Regions from separate parts of the Homo sapiens genome. Here region 1 is linked to region 2. A link is a contact called in ENCODE Hi-C or POLR2A ChIA-PET data. All regions are on one chromosome and are shown on one strand. The core of a region is the stretch at or near the end of the contact, and the rest is flanking DNA. Distances in the headings are between cores, read along the strand shown. Region 1 overlaps ETNK1 (ethanolamine kinase 1). Region 2 holds the start of LDHB (lactate dehydrogenase B).

Evidence for each region. Hi-C counts contacts between places; a loop is a spot of excess contacts on that map. ChIA-PET counts read pairs that join two places held with the same protein, here RNA polymerase II (POLR2A). Pooled maps may share reads with other maps.
Region 1: a map with no recorded cell type shows a loop between it and region 2 (3-fold over the local background). The contact joins the enhancer-like site here to the promoter of LDHB in region 2. A Hi-C loop is called at or near these places in 4 of 37 single-sample maps with no recorded cell type and 2 of 50 pooled maps. POLR2A ChIA-PET finds 5 or more read pairs at or near these places in 1 of 52 experiments (OCI-LY7).

Annotation. Positions count from the first base shown.
Region 1 is chr12:22,683,575-22,689,135 of GRCh38, forward strand. ETNK1 (ethanolamine kinase 1) reads left to right here. Exons shown (of 8, transcript NM_018638.5): 7 at 909-982; 8 at 1,308-5,561. The coding sequence ends at 1,380. Among named protein-coding and RNA genes, the nearest start is that of LINC02955, 14 kb to the right of the region's middle. Within about 2 kb of position 4,302, at least 2 of the 41 ENCODE cell types and tissues checked have a DNase peak (open chromatin) inside an H3K27ac peak, as active enhancers do.
Region 2 is chr12:21,653,880-21,659,311 of GRCh38, forward strand. LDHB (lactate dehydrogenase B) reads right to left here and starts at 3,963. Exons shown (of 8, transcript NM_002300.8): 1 at 3,872-3,963; 2 at 664-798. The coding sequence starts at 792. RefSeq lists enhancers at 3,515-3,604, 3,635-3,884, 3,862-4,390, 4,265-4,444.

The sequences.
Region 1 (5,561 bases), core at 3,052-5,551, 1.0 Mb after region 2:
ATTAAAGGTTGCAAAGGTACTCAGAGATAGAGCCTGGACTGGAACCTCTACATCTTGTAATTCAAATTAAGAATTCTTTTTGGTATACTGTGCTGCTTGGTATTTTTAAATACCAAGGTCATGGCTGTTGAATACTTTTTTGTTAGAGCCCCTTTGTTACTGTTGCTGTAATGAATTTAGCTGAAACAAAAACCTTGTCTTTAATACTGTTTCTACTTAGAATATTTCTAGTTAGAATATAGTATTTCTTGGGAAGTGAAATCTTGTTCAGATTTTAAAATATTACCCTGTTTAACTGAAAATAGATTGTAAAGCACACATAATTATTTTACAGTTACTAATTACATGCTAATTTCCCTGTAAGTCCAAAACCCATATTTTTCCTGACATAAGTTGTGTTACTTTATGTTGTGGTCTGTTATGCAGAATTAAGCCAGTAAGATCATTTTCAGATGTTTGTCACCCCTAGAACATTTTTCACATTTAAATATATTTATTGCTTGTGAGATTTGGATTTTCTTTTGTGTTTATATTTGTATGTCAAGAAACAAAGGCCTTTGATATAATAATGTGTAAGCCTGTTAGCAATTATAACCATTAAAAACACTAACATCTATCAGTGCTGATGGTAAACTTTGCTTTATAAAAAAGCACATCACAGGAACTGGCCTCTATTTTTCAAGTGATTATAATTTACCATAATCTCCTTTGGTGTTGACGAAAGTGATCTGTAGCCATCTAGTGGGTGCAGACGTCAGTAGGATCTAGGTTTTAGACGCTTTATATAAAAAGAACAGCAAGAAAGTGTGGTGCATGGAGTTGATTTAGAGGATAGAATTAGCAATTCATATGTGTTTTACAGAGAAATTCATTATCATAATTTTTGATTTTTCTTTCCTTCTTTTAAGGCTTCTCATTTCTTTTGGGGATTGTGGGCTTTGATTCAAGCCAAATACTCCACTATTGAGTTTGATTTCCTTGGGTAAGTTAAATTTTATTATATGATTACATTGGTCTCTGCTTTTGTTTGGATTAACATTAAGAATTCACAGGGAATATTGTAGTTATTTGCAATCAATTATAAAAGTTGTATACACTTAGTAATTGGTCTGTGAAGAAATTGCTATAAGCTGTTAAGTGCTCGCAGGATTAGAAAAGTGTCCAGTAGGTGGTGCAATAAACTAAAAATATGTCCTTTGAAAATCTTAAACTTTAAGAAAACCAGCTTAGAGGACTGAGTGAAAATAAGGGAAGGACCAAGTTTTTCAGCTTTGACTAATTTTTTTGTTGTTCTCTTTTCTCACTAGGTATGCAATTGTTCGTTTTAACCAGTACTTTAAAATGAAGCCTGAGGTTACTGCATTAAAAGTGCCTGAGTAAAGAAGAGATTTAATTATTCTCCAGTAGCTGAGCAATGCTTGTGAATCTTTTCTTAAGAAATCCCAAAAAGCCAATATTAGTTAAAATTCTGTTGTTTAATTTGGTTATCTTGCTTTATAAATTATGCCTCTAAACAATCAAATCTATTTTTGAAATAGACTGAATGATGTCAAGAAATATACCTACTGCTATCCGTATGTGGTGGATTAGAAATGTGTTAAATCTGCAAAAGGTATAAAGATGTCAGTTTAATTTCTTTGATAATTTAACCTATGTTGTATGTGAATTATTTATTATAAACTTAGCACGATTCTGTGACTGTTTTTCTCTGTTTCACGTTCGTTGAGTGTAAGCAATGAAAATGTCCCAAATAAGTTTTTTAAGTTTTACTTTAATAAGATTAATTTCAGTAAACATTCTAGTTGTTCAGTGTAACCTTTTTATCTTGATGCATTGTAAGTAAAATGAATCATTTACTCTTGAAATGCCAGTCATTGACTGATGTAGATAATTTAGGATTTTCATATAAAAATAGCTGTTTAGGAAGGTGAAATACATTCACTGTCTCTGTTGGTGGTACATCTTGTTGAATTCAATATTAGAAAGTATTTCTTTTTGGGGTAATATAACTTAGAATTAAATCCCTGTTTCTCTATGTAGTCTGGCAGTATAAATATAAATATTTACCATATAATCTTGGAATAAGTATTAGTTAATGTTACCAAAATCTGTATTAAATAATGTTTTCAAATGCTAAATATGGTCGTTACTATTTTCAGTTTTAAAAATTTTATAGTATCAAATTGTTTCTAACCAAAAATTTCCTTTTACTTCTAGAGATGCTTTATGTTTTTGATTATTAAATAGTCACTAGTATTGCTAATTTTTGAAACAAATACACAAAATTTATCATATGTAGAAATAAGAAAATATTGTTTAGGTTAATTATTTTTTACCTATCCAGAGTCATTCCTTACATTTCAGTTTCATGTTTCATTCCTCACATTTTAGTTTCATGTTTTAGTTTGATTCTATGTTTTTAGACTGATAGCAAATGATTACTTGATACATGTAAGTTCAGCGTTATATGTTGAGGCAGTTATATAATTAAATAAGGAACACTTAGGGCATTGATCTTGTACACTTAAAATCTGACAAATGACAAAATGTGAATTAAGCATAAATAGTCATGGCAGGAGGGCTTTTGTTTATTTCTCTTGTTTTTGTTTAACTGTATTTTTAATTTTGTCTGGTGGTAAGAGGGAGGTAATTATTGTATGGAAAGAAGTTAGATCTTTCAGATAGATAAATAGGCTTCAGGTTTTGAAGTCTGCTCTGTGTAGTTGAGCAGTCATGGTTAACTTTACTTAGAAAATTAGTCTGACAAGCTTTGCACTTCGGTCACATAAGTGCCCATGTACAAAGTTGGCTTACTGGATCTGCATATTCAAAATATGCAACTACAAATTTATCCTCTGAGAAATCTTCTGAGGAGTCTAATGTATTCCAAATGACTTAATATTCTCAGACAAATGCTTTAAAATACTTGGATTATCTCAAGATTTTTGAAGCTAATAAAGTAAATAGAAACACAGGCCATTTTAAATGGTAAATTCTAGTTACATAAATATAATCTTAAAGTATGTTTGTATCTGTAACAGTGTTAGACCAGATTTGGTTTCTACCTCCCCAATGTTATAAATGTTCACTTTTGTTTTTATAAACCATATTACTGTAAGATCAATAGAACTTTGCCTAGTTAAGTGAATGGAACCAATTAAACAACTAGTAGCTTTTTATAATGTTAGTGTGAACTTGAAAAATTGTTTTTGGTGGAATTTTTGTCTGTGGTTAGAACATTTTCATAAAACAGATAAAGAATGTGTAATACTCTTAATTTTTTTTTTTTTTTTTTTTTTTTTTTTGCTTTCTGCCTTCTAAAGTGCAACAGTATATATCTTGTAGAACTGTGGGAGGAGAGAAGATAATTTTTCTACCTTACTCCATATTCTTACTTCAAACTATTTTGAATAGAGGTTCACTGAGCCATTGCTGATAGACTGTGCATAGCTACTAGCTGTCACACTATTGTAGGTTTTTTGGAGAGATTCATAGGGAAGTGAATGTAACCAGGAATAAAGGCTCTCACTTTAGCTCTGGGACTATGCAGTGGATCTTGGGAACAAAATAAGATATCTAATCTATTTTCCCCATTCTGGCTAGATTTTGGTTGTTGTGATGCTCCTACTTCCTGTATAGGTTTTTGGGATCATGGTGCAGGCTAGTAATAGGATTCAGAATTGCTTCCCTTTTATATCGACCATGTAAGGGATTCTAAAGGAGGGTAAATCTCAAAGTGCTCTGAAATCATCCCTCTAAAATCTGTCCTGTGGTGTGCTAAGATGTCTGTTGCCTTTTTATGTTAAGCTAAGGAACTTGAATGCCTTACCTAATAACTCAACTAGTAGTAAGCTCATTTTGTAAATATGAAAATGGCTGTAAGAAGTGGCATTCATGTATATTCAATGTTAGTCAATAGACCATAGTGGCCTGGATGCTTTAACAAGCCAAATTCCGCAATTTTTTTTCCTTTTTTCCCCTTCATACTTGTATGATCTCACCTGACCAGTGATTTCTTTTCCTCCTAACCCCATGCTACCACCATTTTCTGGAAATCAAAGAGATGTGGTAGTAAATCATACAGTACACACGATCATCTGAGATCAATATGAGCACAAAACTCATCAAGTAGGTCTGCCTGGAATGTATATAAAAAATGTAAATAAAAATTTGTAAATTAGTGTGAACTGTATCTTGCATATGAGACTGTGTATTGTTTTGCATTCTCTTCCCTTTTGTAGAAATTTTTCTGTAAGGAAATGATTCAGCTTGTTGGTTTTAGAGTAAAAATAGCCAACAGTTGTGGCTACACAGTGAGATCACAGGAACTGGAAATAGGGTTTGTCGGCTTTGGTTAATGTCAGTACTCATTTATTTAGCCTCTCAGTGCTTAATAAGACTTTTCTTTATTTTTTAGTTAGCCGTTAGGTTTTGTGAGGTTAGATTCCTGGAAGCAGTGAATTTATACACTGTTATATTAATAGAGCTCCGTTCTTTGAGTCATGATTCCAAGCTAAAGGAAATTAAAAATGTAATTTAATAATTTCCTATTTTTAGGGTTGTTAATTTTTTTCTACAAAAAAACCTTGAAATTTTAGATATCCCAATGTGAATCTAATTTCCATATATACAGAAATTAGACAAATAATAAGTCTTTAGTTCAACTTAAGCATATCTCAAATGACTTCTCTAAATTTAAAGTTGATCATGATAGGATCATAAAAGACAGAAAAGACTTAAGTAATCTTGTAATGACAATTATTTCCATTTTTGCTGAACTAAAAATATTTAACTTCATAAATATGTTACTACAGCTTCCAGATTTAAAGAAAAAAAGTTTCCCCCACTCTCAATTAAAAGTTAGAACCCTCCACTTTTAAAATTATACAAATATTTCTTTTTTACATTACACAGAAGCCTTCTGTACCATTTTACGAATTTCTGTCTTCATAATATAAGTGAAAATACTGTCATTTCAATTTTCTGCTTTAAATTGTTTTTAATAAGCATTCCAAAGTGATACAGACTTAAGCTTTTAATCAATCAGTCATTCAGTTGATAGACAAAGTTAGCGATGCTTTATGCTAGGAAACTTGTTGACAGTAACCTGTGCGACTTTATGCAGAAGACAAATGCTAGTAATTATTATGCACAGAGGAAAAATCATTTTAAGTATGTGGTAAAGCAGCTTCATCTTTCAAAATTGATTTGCTCTGGTTTTTCTTTAGTCCATTAGATTCCAGAATGTCCTTTTACTGGGAATTTAGTTATGTATTAAGATAACCTGTTTTCAGTTCTTTTTGAAAAGAAGACATTATTTATATTGAACCACCTTATTTTAAAATTTTTAACTTTTATATACCACTTGTGTGATTCCAGTGTCATGTCTTGGGTTTGATGTCGTTGGACAGAAAAGTGTATCAATTATTTTAAATGAATTTTTCCCCATGTTTGAGGCTTAGTCTGTAAATGTGTTGCTGTAACAGAAAATACTTGGGTATGCATTACTTGAATACTTGAAAACTGAAATTAATAAGATGTATTACATAATGAATTAGATT
Region 2 (5,432 bases), core at 2,713-5,212:
TAATTAAAAGAGGGAAAGGGATCTTTGCAGTGGAGAAGGCTTGCTGTGACCACTTGAACCAGGGGATTAAGTTCAGCAGTAATGAGACAAGTTGAACATCATGTGTCTCCTGATGGTCTGCACAAAGAAGGACATGACATCACCTAGTTCCAATCCCACCCAAAAAATTCAACCCGAGCTGAATTACAAGAAAACATCAGACAGACAAATTGAGGGACATTCTGCAGAACTCACCTGGATGCTAGAAAAATGTCAATGACACAAGAAACAAAGAAAGGTTGAGTAACAGTTCCAGCTTAAAGAATGAAGAGACGTAAGTATATGAGACACATGATCTTGGACTGAGGTGAAAATAGCTATAAACGGCATGATTTTGACAACATGGAGAATTTTAAATGTTAATAGTGTATACTGGATGATAGTATTGCATCAGTGTTAAATTCTCTAAGTGTAGTAACTATTTATGGTCACATAGGGAGAATATAATTCTTTTAGGAGATACATGCTTAAATATTTGAAAGTGAAGTGGGATTACATCTACAACTTCAAATTGCTCAGGAAAAAAAGAAATCTTTTAAAGATATAATAAAATTCCAAGGTGCCCAAAGAAACTGTGTATACATGCTGAACTTCTCTATCATCTATGGTGTTCTTGAAATGTACCTTTCCCAGAATGCTGATAGCACACGCCATACCAACTTGTCCAACACCCACTACAGTGATCTTATTGTTTGGAACTGTTGCCTCTTCTTCCGCAACTGGTGCAATGAGTTTTTCCTTAAGAGTTGCCATTTTGCACTGCAAGGAAAGAATCAAAACATTACACGTATATCTGCATATGAAATCCAAATAGAAATCATCCTTAAAATGTTACTGTTGCAATTTCGAACTGAAGTACAACTTAAAATGAGCCTAATGATATTCTAGAAAGCAGAATATATTTTAAAGAACCATGAGACCCGGCTGGGCATGGTGGCTCATGCCTGTAATCCCAACACTTTGGGAGGCAGAGGCTGGTGGATCACGAGGTCAAGAGATTGAGACCATCCTGGCCAACATGGTGAAACCCCGTCTCTACTAAAAAAAAGAAAATTAGCTGGGCATGGTGGTGCAAGCCTGTAGTCCTAACTACTCAGGAGGCTAAGGAAGGAGAATCACTTGAACCCAGGAAGTGGAGGTTGCAGTGAGCTTAGATCTCACCACTGCACCCCAGCCTGGCAACAGAGCGATTCCGTCTCAAAAGGAAAAAAAGAAAAAAAAGAACCATGAGACCCATTTAATGGAAGAATTCATTAAGGTAAAAACTTTCATGAAGCCCATTAGAATTGGATTTCTTCCTTCAGCCTATGATTCCATGTGAGTATTTAGTAGGTTGTTAATATTTCTGGCTAAAAACCTGTGAACATTTGTTTAAATTAGCTAATTTGTTTGTTTCCTCTATTAAGAATGTATATGTAACTATGTAAACTAAGTTTGGGTCTAGTATTGACTCATACTTAAGCTTGGATAAAAAGAATAAATGGCCAATTATGAACATAATTTCTACTACTAATGGTTATCATTCTTGGAAGATAGGGACTGATTCTTCTACTCTGTCTCACATAAAATGTGTTACAGTGTACTGGACATAGAATGCATACTTAATACATAGTGACAATATAATGGCAATGAATAATTTTTATTCAAAGTCTGCAAAAATATCAACCTGAATTCCTTTTAGGGCACCTAAGAAGCTTCTTGGAAAGTAGATAGACACTTAATACATTGTCGTTTCAGGGGATCACATTAGGAGACTATCAGTCTCTGAAACAGTTTCTGTCTAACCATCCAAACTAAAGACCCCTAAAATGTAAAAAAAAAAACAAAACCGAAACCTGTTGGAAAATGAACGATCTGTACAGTAACACCAAATGTACTTGTGCCATCAGATAACCAGATGTGTTTTCTAGATAACTGAAAAAAAGAGCAAAACTTATCGAAATAAACATCAATTCCATGGCAATTTATAGTACACTAAATATATACCACCCTGTCTTCTTGAACAGAGAATACAGATGGCAAATAAGCCTTTTCTTCACAATTATTACTTATAATTGTAGTAGCCCATTGTAATGTCCATGATTTTCACTTGTTTTTTACTTTTTATGTCGCATCTGAGGTCACCATACCTGTCTCAAACTGTACCAGAGCTTCCCAGTCTAGTTTTTAATTCTAATCTGCAATGGACTAAGCAATAAGTCTAGTCTATTAACTGTATACGTAAAGTAAGAGTTAGCAGGACTCAAAGTTGGAATAAAGCATCTGAATTTGGAGACAACTGTGTAACAACTATTTTATCTTATAGTTTTTTTTCCAAAAAATATTTCCTCCCATCTGTAAGGATAAATTAAAAGGAGATTCTTTCGCCTTTACAGATCACATTTACAGTTTCCTAGTGGACGTTAAAGAGAGAAGATGCAATGTTGTGCAAGTGCCTCCACAAATAGATGACCTTAAAATGAAATAAATTCAGACATGGCCTGCATTTTAAACAGGCTCAGAAGAAAGAATGCTGCATCTCTTTTTGAAGGACGACACACATGAATAGTTGTTCTGCACTTAAGTTTATTGTTGTTAGATGGTCTGTTTACGACCGTTTTGGTATACAGGGGGCCCAGGAAGCAGTGGAAAATGAAAATGAAGAAACAGTGGCTATATAAATACAGATTCGTTGTTCTGATAGACCTTTTAATTTAGAAAACTTCAGGAAGTACAATTTAAAGGCTCGAACCAGATTTTCTTTCAGATATTTCTGGAGAAAGTGCTTTTCTTCAATTTTTCCTTAAAAAGAGTTTTAAGAAATGAGAAGAAAATGGTCTGCATGATATACAGGCCTGTGCCAACATCAGAGTGCAGGCTGTAAGGAACAAGAACGACAAACGGTAAAAATCTCTGAGTCTTGGTCCCTTATGTCTCCTCACTGCTGTGGATATAAATCATTAGAAATAAAGGAGCGCCTTAATTTCAGGAACAAAGATCTTCTTTGCAGAATCTTTCTCACCGTAATCTTTTAAAAATTCAGGTTTTGCTTTTGAATTCCTCCCCTCCCCCCATTCCCCAGGCCCTTACTGCAGCTTGTACTGCTCGCGGTGCGCACAAACCATCTTTTCCTCAGGGCACCGGCAGCAAAGAACAGCAGATCACGAGGGCATGCAGAAGCTAGAGATCTCCCCGAGTAAGGTCTGTGGGGACAAGTCTAGGACTTCCTTACTCGGAGCACCCAAGGCTGGTAAAGTAAACGAAGCCCCTAAGCATCCAGAAAAGAGGCCCTGCAGGAAAGAACTGGCGCATGGCTCCTGGAAAGACCGTCAGAGCCGGGTAAAAATAAGTGCAGCGCCAAACGTGCTGGTCATCTAGGTGCCTTTCTCCTCATCCCAGCGAGTGCAAGGGCATTTCTCTATTACCGTGGCAATATATTCAAATATTCGAGGTAAAGATCGTCCAGCCTTCATAGGCCACCTGGTTCCGTCCCCCTCCCCCAGCTACTCGGGCACGTGTCCCGACTCCCGCCAGCAGGCCGTGGGGGTGATGTGGCCGCCATGAACCCACCAAGGACAAGTAGGGCCTGGTTTTAGCTGCAAATGCAACAAGTCTCTCCGCTGAGCCGCAGCTGCTACCCTCTGCCTTCTGCTCCTCCGCCAGGGCACGGCCCCCCCTGCGCCCCAAACTGAGCGGCAAAGTCAGGGCCCGCGGCCGGATGCTCAGAGCTAAAGGCCGCGGAGGACAGATGTGCTTCTTCCTCCTTCCCGCGTCTCCCCATACAAGTACTACCCCGCACGTCCCATCAGGCTTGCCTGTGGGCCAGGATTCAGGGTCCTGAGCCGAAACCTACCAGGAGAGAGAAGGCTCTGGAGACCTCTGTAACAGTCGTGCGGAGAAGACAAAGTCAGCTGCGTGCGTCTCCTCCGGCGCCGGCTCTGCAAGGAGGGAGGAGGGGGCGGGGCCCCACAACCACCGCAGCCTCTTAGGTTTCTCCATTGTGATTGGAAATCCGAGTACCGCCTACCCCTCCCCTCGGCTCGCTCAATCCCCTTCAAGGACAAGGGCTCAAGTATGCACACTCCCTCCCCCACCCTCCAGATGAGGAGGTCTCCTTCCAGAGGCTTCCGCTCTCAGCTGGTCTCACATCTCGCAGGCTCTTCAATGCGGAGGCCAAGTTATTTATAAAACTTGCCCATCCCCGACTCTTCTGGACTTTAACGCTCTTGTTCTATTAGATTTAGTACAAATAGAAATAAATTTCTTTCCTTCTTTTTTTTATTTTGAGACGGAGTCTCACTCTGTCGCCCAGGCTGGAGTGCAGTGGCGCGATCTCGGCTCACTGCAAGCTCCGCCTCCCGGGCTCACGACATTCTCCTGCCTCAGCCTCCCGAGTAGCTGGGACTACAGGCGCCCGCCACCTCGCCCGGCTAATTTTTTGTATTTTTAGTAGAGAGGGGGGTTTCACCGTGTTAGCCAGGATGGTCTCGATCTCCTGACCTCGTGATCCGCCCGCCTCGGCCTCCCAAAGTGCTGGGATTACAGGCCTGAGCCACCGCGCCCGGCCAGAAATAAATTTCTATGTTGCATTTCAGTTAAACTTTAAAGGACTTAAAAAAATACATCTGAATTTAGATCATCTCCGTTTTAAAGTTCATTTGATGAAAATGACTATTTTTTTCAACCTGTTTCAACAAACACGCAATGATTGCTTACTCGTTGCCTGACAAGACCAATGAGGCTTTGTCCCTGCCATCTGAAGTTCCCCTACAATTCCACCTGGTCTCAAGGTCAGGCTTTGCCCTCTAGGGGAAATGTGGGACCACTAAGTGAGATGCACTTTCTTTTTTAGTCCCTAATCGACTCCAAAGCTGGATGTTGTCATTCATTCTGTCTTCAACACTCAGCCAGTGCTTGGTACCTAAATATAGCATTGATGAATAAATGAATGAATGATAAATTGGAGGAATTCTGAAGAGTCTGGCTTCAGTTCTGTTTTCTTATAATTAAAATGCTTTCAAATATAGCCATCTCACAAACTTCCTGTATGTGAAGTGTTTTTTTTTGTAAATGCATATTTCTTGTATATGACCACTAATTCTATAATTATTGCTTCAGTTTATTCTCAGTGCCAAGCATTGGTAAAAAACATAAATATAAGATTATGCCCTTTGAGGTGTTCCTAGTCCATTGGAGACAGACAAGTAGGCAACCTATTTCAATTACAATAAGTGGCAATAGAAATTTGGTTAAAGTACAATAAAAATTCAGAGTAAAGAATCACTAAGAGAAGGGTTTGTTGAGAAGAATTCATAAGCCTCAAACTCTCCTAGCATAAATCATTCAGCTAGTGGGGACTTTGACTGAAGATACAGTCCAATTACAAATTAAAATGTGATGGTGAGGAAAAGAGC